Regions from separate parts of the Homo sapiens genome. Here regions 1, 2 and 4 are each linked to region 3. The links are chromatin contacts, found by Hi-C or POLR2A ChIA-PET in ENCODE. All regions are on one chromosome and are shown on one strand. Each heading gives the region's core, a stretch centred on a gene start or an enhancer-like site at or near the end of the contact. The rest is flanking DNA. Distances are from core to core; before and after follow the strand shown. Region 1 holds the start of RMP24 (ribonuclease MRP subunit p24). Region 2 holds the start of MAPRE2 (microtubule associated protein RP/EB family member 2). Region 3 holds the start of RNF125 (ring finger protein 125). Region 4 holds the start of ZNF24 (zinc finger protein 24).

Region 1 (3,560 bases), core at 499-2,998, 4.0 Mb before region 3:
CACACTTAAACTTAGCTCTGCCAAATGTGAAACTCATTCATATTCACTAAGTGACAATTAAGAATGCCAGGCACTGTTCTAAGTGCTGGAGACACAGCAGTGAACAAAGGACAATTCACCGAGGCATACAATAAATATAACAACGTCAAATGTTAAGTGCTGGGAATAAAAAAGTAAGATAGGAGGGGGGAATAGAAGTATTGATGGAGTTACTGTAATTTTAAATAGGTGGCTAGGGAAAGCTTCATTGAGTGATATTATAGAGACCAGAGGGAAATGGAGGATTCACATGAAAGCAGATATGTGAGGCAAGAATCCCAGGCAGAGTGAAGAGTACCTGCAAAGGCCCTGAAACAGAAAAGCAAGGAGACCTAGTGTGACTGGAGTTGCGTGAAGGAAAGAGTACGTCAGAGAGGTATGCAGGTCTATGACACAGGGCCTTACAATCCTTTTAAAGGACTTTCACTTTTATTAATCCAGGAGAGAGCTGGTGATGGCCTGGAGCAGGGTAGTAGCAATGGATGTGGTGAGGAGTGGAGTGCAATGGCGCCATCTCCGCTCACTGCAACCTCCACCTCCCGGGTTCAAGAGATTCTCATGCCTCACCCTCTCGAGTAGCTGGGATTACAGGCGTGCACCACCATGCCAGGTAATTTTTTTGTATTTTTAGTAGAGACAGCGTTTCGCCATGTTGGCCAGGTTGGTCTCGAACTCCTGGCCTCAAATGATCCGCCCGCCTCTGCATCTCAAAGTGCTGGGATTACAGGGGTGAGCCACCGCTCCTGGCTGATTTTGGCTACATTTTAAAGCCAACAGGATTTGCTCGCATACTGGCCTGGGGGAGGAGAGAGAGTTAGGGAGTCAAGAATAGCTCCAAGGTTTTTGGGCTCAATAACTGTAAGGGAAGAATGGAATTATTTACTGAAATGAGAAAAACTGGAGGATCTTGTTGGGGGTTAAAGCTCAGGTTTTGGACATATTAGCTAAGTTTGAATTACTAGACATTGAAAAGAATTTGTCAAGAAGACATTCGGATATATGAGTCTAGAATTCAGAGGAGAGGTCTGCGCTGAGTATATACATTTGTAAGTCCTCAGTATATGGTATTTAAAAGCCATGAGATTGGATGAAAAACTGTCACCAAGGAAGCGAGTGTGCCTAGAAAAGAGGTCCAAGGGCTGAGTACTGGGCCACGACAATACTTAAAGCTTGGGGAGATTAGGAGGAACCAGCAAAGCAAATCGAGAAGTAATAAATGAAGAGGTGAACTACGTAATGACCTAGAAGCCAAGGGAGGAAACTATTTCAAGACTGATCAATGTGTCAAATGCCGCTAACAAAGCAAGACAAGGCACATTAAAGAATTTGGATTTTTCACGAAACCGAGACACATGCGGGCTTTGTTGTTGTTGTTTTTATGGAGGGAAGTGAGTCCATCGGCCTTATTTGAGCGTTGTGCGGAACAGAGGAAAGCGGGGCGACAAGAGCCCAAAGCACAAGAGACAGGCGTTCTTCTTACCGTGCGACGAAGTGTAGGCCCAGCTGTAAAAGAGAAAGAGACTTGTGAGGAGCAAAGGAACACCTACCCGCTCGCCTCCCGCTTCCCCTCCAGTCCTCTTACAGGAGGTAGCGGGCTTGGCCCGGGCAGCTGTCGTGCAGTCCCCGCGCTGCAGCCTCAAGGTAGTGCTTCTGTCTCATCGCCGCCGCCGCTGCCGCTGGCTCGCCGCGGGAACCAGGTGAGAAAATAGGGCGCCGGAAGTCGGCTTCCCAGCGTCCCCGTCGTTGGTGTCCGGACTCAAGCTGCTTCCGGAAACAGGCACCGTAGGCAGACAGGTTCCGGTTTCCTTCGCGTCCAGTCTGGCTTGGAGGCGTGCCCAGCCGGGAGGCGGCCCCACCCGCCCGCCGCGTCCCCGCCCCCTCAGTTCCACCCCTTGGCCTGCCGGGTCCTCTCAGGCACCCAGCGGAGTTTCGAGTCAGACTTGAGCTCGGGCGTAGCGGCTAGACCGGGCTGTGGCGATAGAGTCCAAAGGTGAGGCTCCCACCCGCCTCTCCATCTTCCTCCCGCCTCGCCTCCTCTCTGACAGCCCTTTTGTGATTGCCCTGCCGCAGCTTCGCCCTCCACATTCGCCGGGCGCGGTACTGACTGGTGCGCCGGCGGGCGGAAGCGCTGCCAGCAACGAGGCGGCCGGGAGGAGCGTCCCCAGTCCAGCCTGCCCTCCGCCTGCGTAAACGCTAGCGTTTCTCTTTTTGTAATTAAAGTGAAATTCACATAACGTAATATTGACCATTTTAAGGTGAACAATTCAGTGGCGTTTAGTAAATTTACAATGTTGTGCAAGCACCATTCTGCTATTTCCAAAATATTTCGCCGAAGGACAGCCAACTCCATGAAGCACTTACGGCCAATCCTCCTCTCCCTCCCAGGCCTTGGCAACCACCAGTCCGCTTTCTGTCTCTATGGATTTACCTATTCTGGGCATTTCATGTAAATGGAATCATACACACGACCTTTTGTGTCTGGCTTCCTTCACCTAGCATAATGTATCAGGTTCATCCACCTTGCAGCACGTATCAGTACTTCATTCGTTGTTATGGCTGAATAATATTCCATTGTATGGCGGTATCACAATGGTTTATCCATTCATCAGTTGAACGTTTGAATTGTTTCTACTTTTTGGCTGTTATGAATGAATGCCGCTGTGAACATGTGTGTACATGCATTTGTTTGAGTGCCTTTTTTCTGTTCTTCGGGGTATAATACCTAAGAGTAGATCTGCTGGGTTATGTAGTAATTCTGTGCTTAATGAGGGTTCCAGTTTCTCCGTATCCTCACCAACATTTGCTTTTCTTTTTCTTTTTTTTTTAAATCTAGCCTTCCTAGTGAGTATGATGTAGCATCTCATTGTGGTTTTGATTAACATTTCCCTGACTACTGATGCTTTTGAGCAGCTTTTCATGTGCTTGTTGGCAATTTATGTATCTTTGGCTGTTTAAGTTCTTTGCTCATTTTTTATTGGAGTTGTCTTTTTGTTGATAAGTTGTAAGGTTCTTTTAATGTGTATGTTCTGGATAGTGGACCCTTATTTAGCCTGCTTTATTTATTTATCTGAGATGGGATCTCACTCTGTTGCTCAGGCTGGAGTGCAGTCGTGTGATCACAGTTCACTGCATTCTTGAATTCCTGGGCTGGGTTAAAGGGTTCTCTTGCCTCAGCCTCCCTAGTAGCTGGGAACCAGGCACACTACCATGCGTAGGTATTGTTGTTGTTGTTGTTGTTGTTGTTATTATTATTATTATTTTGGTAGAGATGGGCGTCTCACTATATTGCCCAGGCTGGTCTTGAACTCCTGGGCTCAAGTGATCCTCCCACCTCAGCCTCCCATAGTGTTAGGATCACAGGTATGAGACACTATGCCCAGCCCATTTTTAATTTTAAAAGGGAGCTAAATTGGCTAGGCGCAGTGGCTCACGCCTGTAATTCCAGCACTTGGGGAGGGCAAAGCGGGTGGATTGCCTGATCTCAGGAGTCGGCGACCAGCCTGGGCAACACGGTGAAACCC
Region 2 (3,220 bases), core at 538-3,037, 3.0 Mb before region 3:
GAGGAAAAAGGTGGAGGAGTAAGAGGAGAAGAGGCCCAAATTTCCAATCACAGGGTCTCTGAAAGGATATCTCCAGAAGTTGTGGAGGAATTTTGATTTACATTAAGTGAATAACAAGCACTTGAAATCTGTAAGAATGCCATATCAACACATTAGTTGGAACCATAAGGCATGAGATTTTGGTGACCTCATGGGCACAGCCAAAATTAACTCCAAGTATTTATGTAACTGCCAGAGATGACAGGGCAAAGGTTGCTTATAATTTTTTTTTTTTTGAGTCAACAAATACTGCATTTCTTTGGCCAAAGAGAAAGGAAGTAGGGTACTTTCTGGTTCTATTTTGTGATATGCAACATTTACACACACAATATTCTACCCATAATACCATCTGAATGTTTAGATGACGGCTCTAAAAAGGAAAAAAAGAGTTATTTCCTGTTGCTCATCAGCTGAGAGGATGCGCTTTAGAGGTATGTGTGCTCTGCCTCAAAGCAAAAGCATTGTTAGCGTTTATCAAGGTAACATTTAAAAATAACTACCCCAGTACAAAAGAACTTCAGAGGAAATATGACCGAAGCTATCAGTCTCCCTTCAAGTCTGGCCTTGAGCTGCATAAGACTCTAGCTGCATTCTCCATTACATTGTTATCCTTATCAAACAATGCAAACAATTTTAATGAGCTTATCTACTGGAACATATTGCCAGATATGTTAATGTAAAAATGATGCCAACCGTACAGGCCAACTCATTAATCAAAAGGCTCACAATACAATGACCAAGATCAGTCCCATCCTCAAAACAGACCTCAGCAAAAGACCAGGAATCACCTTCCTACTGTAAATAAGAAGGAAAGGCTCCCCCACCCAAGCGGTGGCCATAAACTCCTTAGAAAATGCATAACAGCGCCCAGTTTTTTTCAAGTCCTTTGCAGTCCAGTCTCTTTCTAATAAACCTAGGGTTCTATGGAGAAAATTTTGGTGAATGTCTGACACTATCACCTCTGCTGTCAATCCCTGCACCAATCAGCGAGCAGAATTCTTACAAAGCTCCATCAATCTGGCGGTTTAACATCACAGACTGCAGCTTAATCTAGAGGATTCCATCTTTCCTGCACACTCTCCAGGTTAAGCGCAAACGTTTTTCTCCCCACCCTCCCGTTTTCTGCCTTTTGGCACTGCTACCTAATGGCTCCTTTAAAATCTAAAAGGGAAGGAGGAAAGGAAGTGCTACTGCCTGTCTCCCTTTGGACAGCGGGGGAAAACAGCATGCATTTTTATCAGTGTGGAAGGAAAGAGATGGAGGGAGACCCCTCGAAGGCAGCAAACCTATTCACAAAATGCTTTCCATCTGCAGTCGCGGAGCCTCAATGCAAACCCAACATGACACATGGAAACAGATACCAAATAATCACAACCGCCTTCACAAATGCATGCCTGCAGCAGGGGTCGCAGGCAGTGTCTGCTCCATTATATAACGGGCTGGATTTCCGCGCGCCCTCACGGCGGTCCCCGGCGCTGCTCTCGTGCCAGCCCCATTACCTGTAGGAACGCTCCCCGCGCACTGTGTGCTTCCGGAAAGGAATGATGGTCCCGTTATTATCCTGGATGATGTCGTTGTTGTTCTCGCCATTTGGGGACAGGGTTTGGGTCGGCCCAGGCATTGGCGCACTCCCGAGAAGGGGAACAAACCGCTGTGGGCTGGCTGGTGAGGAAGGTGGCTGCGTCTTCCCGCTCGCTCGCCTGCTCCGCACGGACCGTGCCTGCCGCCTGCTCGCTCACTGCCTTCTCCCAGCTCTCGCTCGCGCCCCGCCCTCCTGCGGCCCCGCCCTCTGGCAGCTGACGTCAGAGCGCCGGCAGCAGCACCCTGGTCACGTGGCCAGCCTGTTGCCATGGCAACCCGCTAACTCATCACCTCGCCTCAATTCGCACAGGGTCGCGGCGTGACCACGCCAGCAGCTCCAGGCAGGCACCGGGGCAGGCCTACATCTGGCATGTAAAACCCCAGGCCACCCTGCAGCCCCCCTCGCAGACTCGCCTTGTCTGAAAACCAGCTCTTCCTCTAACCATTTCCTTTCCGACCCGTGCTGCCACTGCAGCTGTGTACACAAAAGAACGATTCATGCAAAGGGGTGTGGGAGACCCTTTAACTCCTTCAATACCAAGTTTTTATGCCATGACAATTAAACTTGGTCAGGTTTCAGAAAAACCTAAAAAGGACCTGGTGGCCAGCTTGTAGAAAAGGTATCAGACTAAGGTTAAAATTTCTGCCTTTCTCCCTTTCTCCAAATAGCAGCAACCATCTCCCCAAAAACAAGCCAAAAAGCTAAAAACCTACAAGGAAGCTGTATTTCCTTCTAATCAATGTAGCCTTTAATAATGTGAGGATTAAAGATGGCAAATTAAGAGATCATCTGTACAAAGGAATCCCCAAAGAGGGTTTTTCTTTTAAAAAAAGATAACCACCATTTTACCAGTTACCCAAAACCCTCCAATTCAAATTCTTTATGCTGCCTCCTGATACAGATCATTAATTCATTGACATTTATTCTATTTCCATTTGAATTACAAAAGTGATCACCTCACTTAGTATTTGAAAGTGCTTAACATTCAAGCTGTTCTATATCCTTGCAATACCGCTTTCAAATATATTGGCTATGTGACAGATACTATTATTATTCCCATTTTAAAGATGAGTAAACTAGTAAGATTAAGTAAACTGCTTAAGGTCACACAGCTAGGAGTGGTGAACTGGAGCTTCCAAGTGACATGGTTTTATCAATGTGACTGGACAGTAATGATCTGTAATGTGAGCTCAATAAATATTATAAATCAAGGTAAGAATCAAGTACTTCCAAGATGACTGTTGTGAAAAGATAACTGTGAACAGAATTGCTAGCACTGTGCAGTCTACGGATTAGATTATAAACTGAAAAGACCCTGCATATGTTCAGTACTGTCCTCCAGAGAGGAGAGATTTTTTTTTTATTATTATTTTTTAGAGGCAGAGTCTCGCTCTGTCACCCAGGCTGGAGTGCAGTGGCGCAATCTCAGCTCACTGCAACCTCCGCCTCCTGGGTTCTAGTAATTCTCCTGCCTCAGCCTCCTGAGTAGGTGGGATAACAGGCGCACGCCGCCACACCCAGCTAATTTTTGTATTTTAGTAGAGACAGGGTTTCACCGAGTTGCTCAGGCTGGTCTTGAACTCCTGAGCTCAGGCAGTC
Region 3 (3,431 bases), core at 38-2,537:
TGCAGTGAGCCGAGATAGCACCACCGCACTCCAGCCTGGGCGACAGAGCCAGACTACGTCTCTCTCTCTCTCTCTCAAACACACACACACACACACACACACACACACAGTAAACAGAGAGCACAAATTCACAGCTCCAACTCCACCAGTTATTCAAACACACATTAAGGATGTGCCAATTTTATATAGGGACTTTGTTTTTAAATTCTTCTTAGAAACGACCACGGCTTTGCACCAACTGTGAGTTTTAGCTAAGTACTATGCGGTTTTGAGAAAGTTATTTTACTCTGTAATTTCCGCCGGTTTGGAGAGACCGTGCGTAAAGCAGGTAGCCTGCCACCTCCTGTTACGTTGTGGCTGGGTTTTGAAGGAGTACATTCAGGGGCTTGGCGGCTAACGTCCAAGCCCCACCCTAGCAGGTTGTTAAACTCTAACAACTGTGGAAAGTCACTCGGAAGCTCCAGTTTGACTTGCCCTTTGAGGGGCTGGGTGTCTGTGTTGGGAAAGGGTAGCAGGGGTGGGGGTGGAAAGACACTTTGCACAGATCCTTGTTTGCTTAAGACGAGCCTCTGTGGGCATTCTGGGAACACGTGCACAGCTCCAGCAAAACAAAACGGACCCGGGTTTCTGGGGCAGAGGGAAGCGCAGCCCGTTCTACCGTGTTCAGCGGGGTAACTGCGCTTTGCGGGAGCCCCTGCCTTGTAGCTGGAGCTCGTTTCCTTTCCGTGCCTGGGCGAGCGCTGGTTCTCCAGCCAAGAGCACCCTCCCCAGTTGGCGAGCCCTGGCTCTGGGCGGGACCCGTGCCTGGATCCCCTTCTCTGGAGTTCCGCACCTGGGCTTCGGGAGCTGAAAGCGCAAGGGGGCTACAGGACCCGCTTGTTTATTTTTTCTCCTCCCGAAATCCTGTGTCACCTTCCGACCCGCGTTTTCCCCGTGGTCCTGCATCCGACGGGTCCAGGTTTCTCCCTGCAGCAATTTCCTAAGAGGCTGTCTTCCGTCCCCCTCCTTCCCCACACCATGCCCTCAGCTTCCCCACATCGCCCTCCTTAGGGGTGGGCGCAAACCGAGCTCCCCTGGAACTTACACGTGGCCACAGCGGGTCCGGACAGGCTGGTGTAACACCTCAAGGCACACGGCGCAGTCGAAGGACGTGACGGGCAACTCCGGGTCCCTCCTGCGCTCCAGGGCCCGCGCGGTGGCAGAGGCGGGCGCCGATTTGCCGCTGTCGGTGCTCAGCACGGAGCCCATCGCTGTGCCTCTCGCCCAGACAGCTGCGAAGCACTCAGTGCCTGCCGCAGGGTTGTTTTGTTGCCGTGCGGTGGAGGAAGGAAGTCCCGGCCCAGCTGCGATCGCCGCCTCCCAGCTCTCCCAGCTCGCGCAGCCCAGAAGCCACCTCCGCCGCTGCGCCCAACCCTGGTCTAGGGCAGGGCGAGCGCGCGGCCGCGGGGCTGAGATCTTCGGCAAGCCGCCTAGGTTAAGGCGCGGAGGCGGAGGCGGCAGCCGCCCCGTGCTCTGTCTTGTGGTATTGGGAGGATTGAAACCTGAAACCTCAACTGCAGAGAAGAGGACTTGAGGCAGCAGTAAACCTTCCAAGCTATCACACACAGCTGCTTTCCCCACTGTCAGAAGTTAAGTGCGGGCGTGGCCATGCTTAATGATAATCAGAGAACAGCCGCTTTTAAGGTGAAGTGGAAGACCATCCTCCACTGTTGTCATCACAATAAGCTGCAAAAATGACCTATGACCTATGATTGGGCGTCTCCTAAGACGGTGCTATCGCTACTCTGTCATCCAATCAATAGTCCATTAATGGAGAGATAGCCTGGGTAGTGGAAAGAGTCCTGGAGATTAGGATTCCAATCTTACCTCTCCTACAGAGATTCTAGTGCTAAACCCTGCCATCTCCAGTTTCCTCTGCGGCTCAGGATTTCCTCTGTTGTTTGTACGCTCCCCACCCCGCCCTTTAAACATGATCAGCCAGGCGCGGTGGCCCACGCCTGTAATTCCAACACTTTGGGAGGCCGAGGCGGGCTTGAAACTCCTGCTTGAGGGCAGGAGTTCGAGACCAGCCTGGCCAACATGGTGAAACCCCGTCGCTGCTAATAATACAAAAATTAGCCGGGCGTTAATTTACACTTTTTACGAAGACTTATTTAGTGCCCACTGCACGCCAGACTCGGTTCTAGTGATGAAGACACAATCGTCAACAAGCAAACAAAATCCCAGTTCTCACAGAACTTACTTTAAAAAACAAAAACAAAACTTTGAGATAATTATAGATTCACATACAGTTGTAAGAATAGTACATAGTATATAATACACATATACAATAATATATAATATAACACATGGGATATAATAACGCATATAATACATGTACGTATTTAGCAGGCCATAAACTTCACCCAGGCTTTACTTTTAATTAGGAGATATAGGCCGGGTACCGTGGCTCACGCCTGTAATTTCAGCACTTTGGGAGGCTGAGGTGGGAGGATCACTTGAGCACGGGAGCCAAGATCACACTACTGCACTCCGTCCTGTGCGACAGAGTGAGACCATGTCTCAAAAAACAAACCAAGCCGGGGCAGTGGCTCACGCCTGTAATCCCAGCACTTTGGGAGGCAAGAAGGACAGATCACCTGAGGTCAGGAGTTTGAGACCAGCCTGGCCAACATGGTGAAACCCTGTCTCTACTAAAAATACAAAACTTAGCTGGGTGTGAGCTACTTGGGAGGCTGAGGCACAAGAATCGCTTGAACCGGAAAGGTGGAGGCTGCAGTGAGCCGAGATCATGCCACTGCACTCCAGCCTGGGCAACAGAGGGAGACCCTGTCTCAAAAAACCAAAACAGGCTGGGTGCAGTGGCTCACGCCTGAAATCCCAGCAATTTGGGAGGCCGAGGCAGGTGGATCACAAGGTCAGGAGTTCAAGACCAGCCTGGCCAACATAGTGAAACCCCGTCTCTACTAGAAATACATTTCTTTAGTAAAAATTTTTGTACTAAAAATACAAAAATTAGCCAGGTGTGGTGGCACATGCGTGTAGTCCCAGCTACTTGGGAGGCTGAGGCAGGAGAACCACTTGCACCCAAGAGGTGGAGGTTGCAGTGAGCCGAGACCATGCCACTACACTCCATCGTGGGTAACAGAGCGAGACTCTGTCTCAAAAACAAACAACAAACAAAAGGAAGATACATGTAATCAATCCATAAACAAATGAACAAAATCATTTCAGATAATCAGAGCCATGAAGAAGATAAAACAGTAAATGGCAATGAGGAGAAGAATAAGCTCAGAGAAGAATTTTTGGATGAAGTGACATTTGAGCAGAGCCATGAATAATGAAAAGAAGTGAGCCATTCAAAGATTTAGGAAAAAGCGTGGACTGGGAACAGTGAATGAGGCAGAACCAAAGAAAGGAAAGACCTATGG
Region 4 (3,219 bases), core at 379-2,878, 3.3 Mb before region 3:
CATTTTTAACTTCCTCAAGGTTAGGTTTCAGATTTATTATTTTTGTTTTCCAACATTAATTAGATGTAAAAACTCTTAAAACAAAAATGCCTTCAGCTAGCCTTTACAAATCAGATAAGAGGGAAAGGTTGGGAAGAGCAGCCAAGTTGCTTAGGGGCCGTATCCAAGTAGCAGAGTGAAAAGGCTGTACTTCTGAAGCTTCCTGCAATGGAGAGAAGTGTTAGCAGGGGTTGTGAGAAGAGCTCTGGTCGGAATGAAAAGCAGTGGTATACCATCAGCTGCTCGCTCACTTGCTCTCTCATGCACGAATCCAGCGGAGCCTGACGGCACTTTTCAGAGGGCATTTTCTCCAATGAGGCAAAAAGTCAAAGCCTGAGGATCTTGAAATGCTTATGTTAGGCTGGATCTACACTTTTGACCAGTCCTTAAACAACAGGGCTCCTTTGTGTGGTGTCTGATGCCAATCATGTGACCTAGCTAAAGGCAGCAATGTAACCATCCCACAATTCATTTATTTATTCAACAAATATTTATTGAGTTCTCTATTTACCAGGCAGTCAGCTTCCAGGATCTAGGATGGGATACTGTGGTGAGCAAGACAGACAAGGTCCCTGCCCTTAAGGGACTTAAAGACAAAACAAAACAAAAAATAAAACAAGTAAATAAATGAGATCACTTCCATTAATAACAGTGCCATGAAGGGTCATGCGCCATGAAAGGCAGGTGGTGAGGCTGAGGATCTTGGGCCACAATGAGCCGAGGAGCTGAGGTGACTGGGGGCGCCAGGGTCTGGGGGTGCGGGCAGGCAACAGACCACAGGGGACTTACAGGCCATTATAAGGAGTTTTTATGTCATAAATTATTATGACATAAATTGGAGGGCTTTAAATAGGGGAGTGAAGTGGTCTGATTTGTAATTTTAAATGATCGCGTCAGCAGTTGTTTTATGGTATAAAATGCCCAGCTTTAAGATGACCATGCATTCTACAAATTCACCGTGACATCACTGCCAAAACTCTTAACCTGTCTTATCTAGTTTTCCTGACAGATAAATAGGTCGGAATAAAGCTCCATGACATAACTAGTGGGAGCCAAAGATTTGAATCACGTCTTGGTTTCAAATCTTGCTACCCACAAATGAGTTGTGAGCTCTTGTCAGGTTATTTACTGTATTTGTGCCTCAACTATCTCAGCTGTGAAATGGGGATAATGAAAGTTCCTACATCATTTATTTGTGGAAAAAAAAATGACATGTAAAGCACGACGAGAGCGCCTGGCACAATGTAGTAAGCTTTCACAAACACTCACTTTCATTCCTTCTTGCAGGGGATTACTGAGAGGATCCACAAGATAATGCACGTGAAAGGGCTTGCGAAATTGTAAGGACTATCTTAATGGTAGAGTCCTCTTTATGTTTTCTTTTAAACGGTCCAGAGGACGCTGGGCTGTTCGAGGAGAGGCGCGAGGCCAAGCGCAGCCTCAATGCGGTCATTGTCGTGGGGCCGCCCCTCCCCCGCCCGGGGCGCTTCTCCATGGCAACGTGGGCTTTACCTCTCCCCGCCTCCTCAGGCCCGCAGACCGGAAGCAGCCCGCGCCGGGGGCTTCTGGGAAAAGGCTTGTGAACGGCGTTTCTGCGTCTGCCGTGGACAGCGAAGCTGCTGCGGTTCCTGAGCCGGAGGTTTGCGCCGGTGTGCGGGGAACGTTATGAGAGGGAGGGGGGACACCGGGCTAGGGTCTGCGGACCTCTTAGCAGGAGCCGGCGGGGAAGCCTGTCCGGGACCTTCCTCAGCTTCCCGGGAGGCGCGGGGAACAGGCCGCGGTCTCCGCGCCTAGCAGTTGTGGGGCGGGGAGGGGTAGGCGGCAGGCCTGCTTGGGTCTTCGGCATTTGCAGAGAGCTCTCTAACCCCCTGTGTCCTCCGAGACCCTCACCTTCCCCCTCCCCCACCGGCCGGTTTTGTTCTATTTCGAGGCCCTGGCGTCTCGCGGAGGGTTCTGGGAGTCGTGATGGGAGGGGGTGGTAGTGGGACGAGACTTGCGCGGGGCTTCTGGGATTTGTAGTCTCACCGGCCGCAGGCGGAAGTGCCGTGGTTCCGACGCTGTTGTCACAGGGTGGCCTTTGGTCATCTGAAATCCGCGGTCCTGAGTGCTGGGAAGAGGGGCTAGAGGACGTCGGGCCGGGGCCGGGGCCGGGGCCGGGATACACAGCAGGTCTATGCAGCAGTAAGGTGGGCGATCCACCTGGGACGAGGTACCCTGCCCAAACATTGTCGGGACCGTGGGCCTTCCCTCCATTTCCCACAAGCGGTATGCTCTACAGCATAAAAGGAAGAGAAAATTATGTAGAAATACTTGCACCGTTGATAAGCAGGGTCTTGGAATAGGAACGAATGAATGTTGGCTAGACCTTATGTATAAGGCCACCACACTCCAGGGTATTTAATTAAACCAGTATGTATTACTTGTCTGATAAGGCCTTTTCTGATTCTAGTCTTCATCTTGCTTGGGTTACAATAAGTTTTTTTAAGTTGTTATTGTTCAGATTTTGGGCCCTGAATAAATAAATAGGCTGAATGGCTCATTGCTAGTATGTGTCGTAAACAACAGCACGGGCATGATCGTGCAAATAATAAAGGTCCAGAAGCAGTATACAGTTTCACTGAAGGTAGAAGCTGGGGAAACTGTGAGTCCTCCAGTGTAAGGACAAGACACTGGACCACTGCAGGAAGTCAAGGTGCTTATGCGAGTGCCTTTTCTTAATAGAAGTTTCTGTGATTAATGCCTATCATTATAAATATAAATGTACGTATGGTGTGGTGGAAGACTGAATATTTACGTATTATGTGCAAGATAATTTTTCAAAATTATGTGATGTTTTTCACATATGATCTTTTCAATATTATGTGATCTGCTACTCAGCAAGTGAACATTTTTTCACATATAAGTCCAAGGAGTTCTTAAACACCTTAAAAATATTTTTTAAATGGTAAAGAAAATTTTTTTAAGCACATAATAATAAAGCGAACCTTCCTTTTGAGTTGACTTGTGTGTGTCAGGAAACACCAATCCTGAATTGGAAATAATGCGTTCCAGGGTCAGGCACATTTAGAAAGCACTGAAGTAGTCTGGTTCTTACTTGGATTCTTTTGATTATTGACATAGGGTTTGTCGTCTTAGTAGGTCATGATTGGCAAACTTTTTCTGTAAGCGGCCATATAGTAA

The links. A loop is a pair of places that touch in the nucleus more often than their neighbours do. ChIA-PET counts read pairs that join two places held with the same protein, here RNA polymerase II (POLR2A). Pooled maps may share reads with other maps.
Region 1: a loop to region 3 is called in a map of naive thymus-derived CD4-positive, alpha-beta T cell, with 8 times the contacts of the local background. The contact joins the promoter of RMP24 here to the promoter of RNF125 in region 3. A Hi-C loop is called at or near these places in 1 of 168 maps with a recorded cell type or tissue (naive thymus-derived CD4-positive, alpha-beta T cell) and 7 of 50 pooled maps. POLR2A ChIA-PET finds 5 or more read pairs at or near these places in 1 of 52 experiments (activated T-cell).
Region 2: a map of CD8-positive, alpha-beta T cell shows a loop between it and region 3 (29-fold over the local background). The contact joins the promoter of MAPRE2 here to the promoter of RNF125 in region 3. A Hi-C loop is called at or near these places in 2 of 168 maps with a recorded cell type or tissue (CD8-positive, alpha-beta T cell and naive thymus-derived CD4-positive, alpha-beta T cell) and 9 of 50 pooled maps. POLR2A ChIA-PET finds 5 or more read pairs at or near these places in 1 of 52 experiments (T-cell).
Region 4: a loop to region 3 is called in a pooled map, with 9 times the contacts of the local background. The contact joins the promoter of ZNF24 here to the promoter of RNF125 in region 3. A Hi-C loop is called at or near these places in 5 of 50 pooled maps.

Annotation. Positions count from the first base shown.
Region 1 is chr18:35,970,867-35,974,426 of GRCh38, reverse strand. RMP24 (ribonuclease MRP subunit p24) reads right to left here and starts at 1,748. Exons shown (of 5, transcript NM_031446.5): 1 at 1,622-1,748; 2 at 1,520-1,542. The coding sequence starts at 1,698. It overlaps LOC105372066 (a long non-coding RNA gene), which reads left to right and starts at 1,976. Exons shown (of 4, transcript NR_188032.1): 1 at 1,976-2,029. RefSeq lists an enhancer at 1,066-1,958 and silencers at 1,878-2,027, 1,967-2,261.
Region 2 is chr18:35,039,980-35,043,199 of GRCh38, reverse strand. MAPRE2 (microtubule associated protein RP/EB family member 2) reads right to left here and starts at 1,787. Exons shown (of 7, transcript NM_014268.4): 1 at 1,539-1,787. The coding sequence starts at 1,660. RefSeq lists an enhancer at 1,678-1,827.
Region 3 is chr18:32,016,681-32,020,111 of GRCh38, reverse strand. RNF125 (ring finger protein 125) reads right to left here and starts at 1,287. Exons shown (of 6, transcript NM_017831.4): 1 at 1,085-1,287. The coding sequence starts at 1,248. RefSeq lists enhancers at 526-575, 220-1,092, 1,392-1,686, 1,093-1,965 and a silencer at 1,392-1,686.
Region 4 is chr18:35,342,829-35,346,047 of GRCh38, reverse strand. It overlaps ZNF24 (zinc finger protein 24), which reads left to right and starts at 1,628. Exons shown (of 4, transcript NM_006965.4): 1 at 1,628-1,688. LOC124904283 (a long non-coding RNA gene) reads right to left here and starts at 1,994. Exons shown (of 2, transcript XR_007066337.1): 1 at 1,309-1,994. RefSeq lists a silencer at 1,401-1,570 and an enhancer at 2,251-2,310.